3 separate regions of the Homo sapiens genome follow, and all the other regions are linked to region 1. Evidence: read pairs that join two places in POLR2A ChIA-PET (ENCODE). Cell type or tissue: GM12878. All regions are shown on one strand.

What was found. Peaks named below come from ENCODE experiments on the same cell type or tissue, not always from the same donor. Only the 100,000 strongest peaks of a DNase experiment are listed, where the experiment ranks them.
Region 2: POLR2A ChIA-PET joins it to region 1 with 5 read pairs; 4 of 35 experiments call an interaction of 5 or more read pairs at or near these places.
Region 3: POLR2A ChIA-PET joins it to region 1 with 12 read pairs; 13 of 35 experiments call an interaction of 5 or more read pairs at or near these places.

Annotation. Positions count from the first base shown.
Region 1 is chr9:130,009,343-130,011,842 of GRCh38, reverse strand. All of the region lies in intron 1 of FNBP1 (formin binding protein 1), which reads left to right. Among named protein-coding and RNA genes, the nearest start is that of FNBP1, 33 kb to the left of the region's middle. RefSeq lists enhancers at 1,084-1,163, 1,744-1,793. In GM12878, no CTCF peak of the experiment used is centred here; a DNase peak (open chromatin) is centred at 1,156; H3K4me3 peaks cover 1,154 bases; H3K27ac peaks cover 2,402 bases.
Region 2 is chr9:130,089,872-130,092,371 of GRCh38, reverse strand. It overlaps GPR107 (G protein-coupled receptor 107), which reads right to left. Exons shown (of 18, transcript NM_020960.5): 8 at 1,389-1,496; 9 at 1-124. Among named protein-coding and RNA genes, the nearest start is that of GPR107, 37 kb to the right of the region's middle. In GM12878, no CTCF peak of the experiment used is centred here; no DNase peak of the experiment used is centred here.
Region 3 is chr9:129,883,166-129,885,665 of GRCh38, reverse strand. No RefSeq gene overlaps it. Among named protein-coding and RNA genes, the nearest start is that of MIR6855, 15 kb to the right of the region's middle. RefSeq lists enhancers at 81-130, 181-862, 661-970, 962-1,256. In GM12878, a CTCF peak has its summit at 443 (motif pointing left); DNase peaks (open chromatin) are centred at 289, 532 and 1,095; H3K4me3 peaks cover 1,003 bases; H3K27ac peaks cover 1,968 bases.

The DNA.
Region 1 (2,500 bases):
GGGGAGGATTGATATATCTATAATATATGGCCTTCCAATCCATGAACATGGTATATTTCTATATTTATTCTGTTTTTCTTTAATGTTGTCTTAGTCCATTTGTGCTGCTATAACAAAATACCTGAGAGTGGATAATTTATAAACAACAGAAATTTATTTCTCACAGTTTTGGAGGCTGGGAAGTTCAAGATCAAGGTGCCAGCAGGTTCAGTGACTGGTGAAGGCCCATTCCTCAGATGGTGCTATCTAGGTGTTGGTGTTGCCACATGGGGAAGGGATGGAAGAGCAACAGCAGCTCTCTGAAGCATCTTTCATATGGGCATTAATCCCATCCATGAGGGTGGAGCCTTCATAGCCTAATCAGTTCCCATAGGCACCAGCTCTTAGTACTGTCACCTTGGAGGTTAAGTTCCAGCATGACTTTTGGAGGATACATTCATTAAAACCTTAGCAAATGCATTTTAATAAAGTTTTATACTTTGCTCTATTATGTTCTTGCACACCTTTTATTATGTTTGTTTCTGTCTACTTGTAATTCTTCATGCTGTTATAAGTAATAATGTTATATATATTTTATATATATATATATATATATATATTTTTTTTTTTTTTTTTTTTTTTTTTTTTGAGATGGAGTCTCACTCTGTCACCCAGGCTGGAGTGCAATGGCACCATCTCAGCTCACTGCAAGCTCCGCCTCCTGGGTTCACGCTGTTCTCCCGCCTCAGCCTCCCGAGTAGCTGGGACTACAGGTGCCTGCCACCACGCCCACCTAACTGTCTCTTGCTTTTCCACCTTCCTTCCATCTCTGCTGTCTGTTTGGCTTGGCTGATTTTTACTTATTCTTCTCATTTCCTCTTAGAAATCCCTCCCTCTGAAAGGCCTTCCCTAATCCCATGTCTATCTTGAGCCCTGCAAGTCTATGTTTCTACTGCTCTTTTAGCCTAGAGTGCTCATTAGCACTCTACTGTTCCCTACTCTCATTCCAGTGCCAGTACAGAGCTTGGCTGAGAGTGAGCTCTCAATAAGAATGGTTGAATTATAGCAACATTTTGGAAGGAGACAAAAAAAAAAAAAAGACCCAAAGAAAAGTGGCTTAGACAACAAGGGCACATTTTCTATCTCACATGACAAAGAGTCCAGAGGCAGGGAAATTCCAGGTTGGTGTCTCAGTTCAGTAATAGCTGAGAAATTGTCATCAAAAAGCCAGGTGCTTTCCATCTCTGGCTCTGCCATTTCAAGCATCACAGGTAGCTATGACCACGTCAAGTAAAGAAGAGGAGGGAGCCGGGTGCAGTGGCTCATGCCTGCAATTCCAGCACTTTGGGAGGCCGAGGCAGGCAGATCACTTTAGGTTAAGAGTTGGAGACCAGCCTTTCCAACATGGTGAAACCCCATCTCTACTAAAAATACAAAAAGTATCCGGGTTTTTTTGGGAGGAAACCTTTCTCAGTACGTGTTTAGTAGATATCTGCTACATCTGGTTAGCCAGGGTAATGTCACATGCCCATGTCTGTGTTGCAAGAGAGATGGAGAAAGTGATCCTGTAATAAGACAGGTGCTCTGCCAAAGGGAAGATGGGATGGATGGGGGATAGCTGCTAGATTGTCAGCCAAGATGCTCAGACAAAAGTGTCTGTTGCAAGGGATATCTCACAGAACCAGTGGCTGGATGAACAGGCCAGTCTCACAAGGGACTTAAATTGGCCAGTGGAAAGTCCACAGGTACATTTTGAACATATGGGGGTAATAATGTCTTGTGTTTGCTTTCCTCTTCATCTCTGCAGATTAGCGTTTTTTCCACTAATTTGGCATGCACATGGACAAAAATTGCCTCTTAGCGATTTTTTTTTTTTTTTTTTTTTGAGACTGGGTCTTGCTCTGTCACCCAGGCTGGAGTACAGTGGCACAATCTCGGCTCATTGCAACCTCCTCCTCTTAAATTCAATGGATTCTCTTGCCTCAGCCTCCTGAGTAGCTGGGATTACAGGTGCAGGTGCGTGCCGCCATGCCAGGCTAATTTTTGTTTTTTGTTTTTGTTATGAGACGGAGTCTTGCTCTGTTACCAGGCTGGAGTGCAGTGGCACGATCTCGGCTGACTGCAGCCTCCACCTCCCGGGTTCAAGCAATTATCCTGCCTCAGCCTCCCGAGTAGATGAGACTACAGGCCCATGCCACCACACCCAGCTAATTTTTGTATTTTTAGTAGAGTTGGGGGTTTCACCATGTTGGCCAGGATAGTCTCAATCTCTTGACCTTGTGATCCGCCCGCCTTGGTCTCCTGAAGTGCTGGAATTACAGGCGTGAGTCATTGTGCCCAGCCATTTTTTTTTTTAGTAGAAATGAGGTTTAGTAGAGATGCCCATGTTGGCCAGGCTGGTCTCAAACTCCTGACCTCAAGTGATCCGCTTGCCTCGGCCTCCCAAAGTGCCAGGATTATAGGCGTGAGCCACTGCGTCCAGCCCCTCTTAGCAATTTTTACCTTTTAGCTCTAGCACCTA
Region 2 (2,500 bases), 81 kb before region 1:
GAAGGATATGAATCCAGATGGTCCCAGAAAGAAAGAAGAAAAAGGCCATTGAGATGTATAATTTGGGGAGAGGAATTTCTCCTGCTGAGAGGTAGCTGTCAGGATTCTTCTCTGTGATCTCAATCTGAAACCAGCATGAAATTAATTTTTACTTTTCAGAAACATATCATCCCTTATTCAGCAATTTGGAATCTCAGTTGTTTCACTTAAGCTTAAGAAAGTAAGTACCAGTGGCTGGGCATGGTGGCTCACACCTGTAATCTCAGCACTTTGGGAGGCTGAGGCGGGTGGATCACGATCACCTGAGATCAGGAGTTCAACACCAGCCTGGCCAACATGGTGAAACCCCGTCTCTACTAAAAACACAAAAAAAATTAGGGCCAGGCACAGTGGCTCACGCCTGTAATCCCAGCACTTTGGGAGGCCGAGGTAGGTGGATCACAAGGTTAGGAGTTCAAGACCAGCCTGGCCAACATGGTGAAACCCTGTCTCTACGAAAAACACAAAAATTAGCCAGGTGTGGTGGCGCACCCTTGTAATCCCAGCTACTTGGGAGGCTGAGGAAGGACAATCACTTGAACCCAGGAGGCAGAGGTTGCAGTGAGCCAAGATTGCACCACTGCACTCCAACCTGAGTGACAGAGCAAGACTCCGTCTGGAAAAAAAAAAAAAAAAATTAGCCAGGCATTGTGAAAGGCGCCTGTAATCCCAGCTACTCAGGAGGCTGAGGAAGGAGAATCACTTGAACCCAGGAGATGGAGGTTGCGGTGAGGCAAGATCATGCCATTGCACTCCAGCCTGGGCAACAAGAATGAAACTCCATCTCAAAAAAAAAAAAAAAAAAAGTGAGTACCAGCAAATAACCACACAACCACTTTTTTTTTTTAATTTGAGACAGGGTCTCACCCTTTTGCCCAGGCTGGAGTGCAGTGATGCAATCTCGGTTTACTGTAACCTCTGCCTCCTGGGCTCAAGAAATCCTCCCACCTGAGTAGCCGGGACTAGAGGTGTGTACCACCACGCCTGGCTAATTTTTCACATTTTTTGTAGAGAGAGGGTTTTGCCATATTGCCCACACTGGTCTCAAACTCTTGGACTCAGGTGATCTGCCCACCTCAGCCTCCCAAAGTGCTGGGGTTACAGGCATGAGCCACCATGCCCAGCCAAAACAACCACATTCTTAACGCACAGGTTAAAGTGCAGACACATCCTAAATTGCTTTGTATTTTCCTATGAATCCTCTGCTGAAGTATCCTGCACAGTGGCAGGAATGTGTGTCTGCCCACATTCTTTTCTTAAGTATTCTTAAAATCTAATCTTATACAGAAACAAATCTCCCGTTTTATGCTGACAAAATCCACGTAGAACAATCTCCAAACAGTACTCACATCAAGGCTGAATGTAAACTTGTCACTTGGCAATTCTTTTCCAAGGCATTTATGAAAATAAAGACTGTAAAGGCCTTCTTGGTCATCAGTGCTGATGTTAAAGAAAAACTGAAAGTGAAGAAGAAAACATTTAAAGGTACCCAAATCCTCAGCGATATATATTTTTTCTTTTATTTTTTCTTTTAAAGTATTGTTTACTTTTTTGTTCAAATTCTACTCAGCTATATTTCTAAACCTTAGAAATAAGTTATGAATATTAATGGATTGAAGGAAATAAAGACAGACTGCTTAAATTATCGACTCTCCCACGGCAGAGTTTAAAGAGATATCTTCTTATTCTATGATTCCCTTCCGATATTTTGTTACAACAATTTTCAAGCATACAGAACAGCTGACAATTGTATAGTGAAAGATACATAGCCACAACCTCACTTCTACAGTGAACATTTTACTATGCCTGTTTTATCACAGATCTAGCCATTTGTGATGGCTTTGTGGAAGTCTTCAAAGATAACCTAAGATGTGGTTATCTAGTCTTCAAGCTAACGTATTATTTTGCTCTTTATAGGTATAAAATACTCTTTAAAAAGGAGGCTCATCTTATACTTGAAAACCAATCAATATTTCCTCATCAAAATTTACAACTATGGTTTTAGAGAAGAATAATAAAGGCTACATTTTCTACATTTAGACAGTTTTCTGTTTTTCATACATTTCATGAGTTTAAATGAAGTTTAATGTAAACCAAAAGACAGACAGACTTAGAGAATATGACTTCTTGGTCAAGCCTAAGAAAATTTTACTTCAGCCATAAGTTCTACCAATAAAAAGAAATCTCCCTGAAATACATTTTTAGGGCTACATATATATACCTATTAAACTACAAAGAAAAGCTAGGAAGTGACTACGGTAGCATTTTTCATGACGGGTTGCTCTAGAGTTGGGAAGGACTGCGAGGGAGACACAAGGTTTCTCAGGTGCTGGAACTGTTCTATTTCTTGTCCTGGGTGGTGGATCATAAAGGTGACTGTTCATAGTTACTTGTTAAAACTCAATATAAGTGCTTCACACTCTTCTGCATGTATACTGTACCTCACAATTTAAAAAAACGG
Region 3 (2,500 bases), 130 kb after region 1:
GATGGTGGGAAAGAGCCACCATCCAGACGGGTTCCCTGGCTCTGCGCACTCGCCTGGGGGAGGCCTCCTTTTCCCTGGTCCTAAAACGCTTTCCCGATAGGGGAGGCAGGGATCTGTGTTGCCAGCGCCCTCTGAGACCCGGGATGAGCGTGTGAAGGCTGCCAGCAGGCACGTGGCAGCCCCTTGGTGTGTCAGCTGCTTCTCCAGGGTCCCACTGAGTGCCCATTCGGCCTTGACTTGAGCACTCCTGCCTCCCGTTAGACCTCCAGATGGTATAGTGACCTCCGCCGGGGACATCTCCGGACCACAAAAGGTACAGAAGAAGCAGAGGAAGGACCCTATCCTTGTCCTCAGAGCTAAGGGGCCGAAAGCTGTGGGAGGAAACACGGACCCACTGTCCCCGTCGGGGATGGGGAAGGCTCCCTTCCTCCCTGCGGCACCTGCTGGACGGACGTCTCAGCCTAGGACAGGGCCGCATCCCTTCAGTCCGCACAGCCCCTGGCTGCCACGCTGTGCCGAGCCCTGCCCTTGAGAACCTGTTTCCAGTTCCAGCTCTCCACAGGCCCCCTCATCTAGGCTGGTCCCGGGTCAAATCGAAGGAAGGAATGGAGGCTGCACCCTGAGAAACCCTGGGACACCCTTCCAGAACATACATTGCCTAGGCTGTCTACTGCTCCTAGCTTTCCCCAAAGGCGTGTGTTTCTTCTGCGCCCAGCTCACCCTTGCTCCGTCCAGGTAGCAGGTGTCTCTCTGTGTAGGTGAAGTTGCAGAAGGGACGAGCCAGAGGGGGCTGTGATTCCGAAACCTCTGCTCACTTCCCCCAAGGCTCTCTGGGGCTCAAAATTAGGTAGCATTAAGACCCTCAGGATAATTTATGTTTGCACTGAATTTAAAACAGAACAAAGGTAGGAACTACACTTTTTGGGTGGCTGCGCCTTGCAAATGTATTCGGATGCAGGTTTGTGAGCAGCGCCATGGCCGACAGAACCACAGGCAGGCGGCAGGTCTCCTGCAGCCTCCCCCACGGTGCAGGGGCGCCTTTCCGGCTCCTCTAAGAAGCGCTGCTGAAGCCACGCCCTGGCTTAGCGCGGAGGAGGAGCCACCGTGGGGCACCGTGGGGAGCGAGGCCTGAGCCCCGCCTCCCCAGTCACCGAGCACTTCCTGTCCCTGCTCAGTAATCAAGCACAGACTTCAGATCTTGGCATCTCAGTCTGAACTCCTTAAAAGCCAGGTATTTTAAAAGAAACGTTTTAAGGCAAATTGGTACCTATTTCCAGCCCACCTTTCTGTAGTGCAAGAACTGTCTCCAAACCTCCTAAATAAATCTTCCAGACAAAACTTTCATTCTCATTTTCCATGTTCAATGTCAATCACGTGGATTGACACATATCTAACCTTCAAATGTAAACAAAGCCAAAAATATTGCTTAGAGATTCCCACATAAAGACAAAGGTTGCTTTTTCCTCTTCCGGGAACGCTGTCTACAGGCACTCAGCATGGCCCAGTTTCCCAAACCGTCATAGGCTTTCCTAGAATACAGCCTCTAACAGCACTAGGCCGGCCCGAACCCCTGGGAAGAGAATCGTTTACCTTTATACCAAGATTGGGAAACTGCCAAAGTCTGCACATGGCATGGGCCTGGGCTGACTCCGAGGGGTTTGTGCTGTGAGACCTAAAGCTCCTATGAGACTGCCCCAAAGCAAAAACATGTCAGCAAGCGGCCAGGCGTGGTGGCTCACGCCTGTAATCCCAGCACTTTGGGAGGCTGAGGCAGAAGGATCACTTGAGCCTAGGAGTTCGAGGCCAGCCTGGGCAACACAGTGAGACCCTGTCTACAAACAAAAAACCCATCAGCAGTGCATCTGGTGCTTCTGTGTGAACGTGTTCCCGACAGGATCAAGTGTGCCTTCCTCATCAAGGAGCAGAAAGTTGCTGGGAAGGTGTTAAGGGCAGGAGCACAGTCAGAAAGCTCAATTTTAAAATGATGTTTTGGCCGGGTGTGGTGGCTCATGCCTGTAATCCCAGCACTTTGGGAGGCTGAGGCAGGCAGATCACAAGGTCATGAGATCGAGACCATCCTAGCTAACACCGTGAAACCCCGTCTCTACTAAAAATAAATAAAATAAAAAATAAAATTAGCCAGGCGTCGTGGCACATGCCTGTAGACCCAGCTACTCCAGAGGCTGAGGCAGGAGAATTGCTTGAACCCCAGGAGGCAGAGGTTGCAGTGAGTTGAGATTATACCACTGCACTCCAGCCTGGGCAACAGAGTGAGACTCTGTCTCAAAAAATAATAATAAAATGAAGCTTTTTTCAGGAAAAAAAAAAAAAAAAAAGGCGGGATGAGGGAACCACATGCAAAGAGCCACCTCTGGGGTCAGGCAAGGTGGCCGACTCCGGAGGGGCCCCAGGCTTTCCATGGAACTGGCAATGTGTCATCTTGGTTCCTTGTCACCGTGTTATCCTTGCATACGCTGAAATGTTTCTGTACGCTCGTATC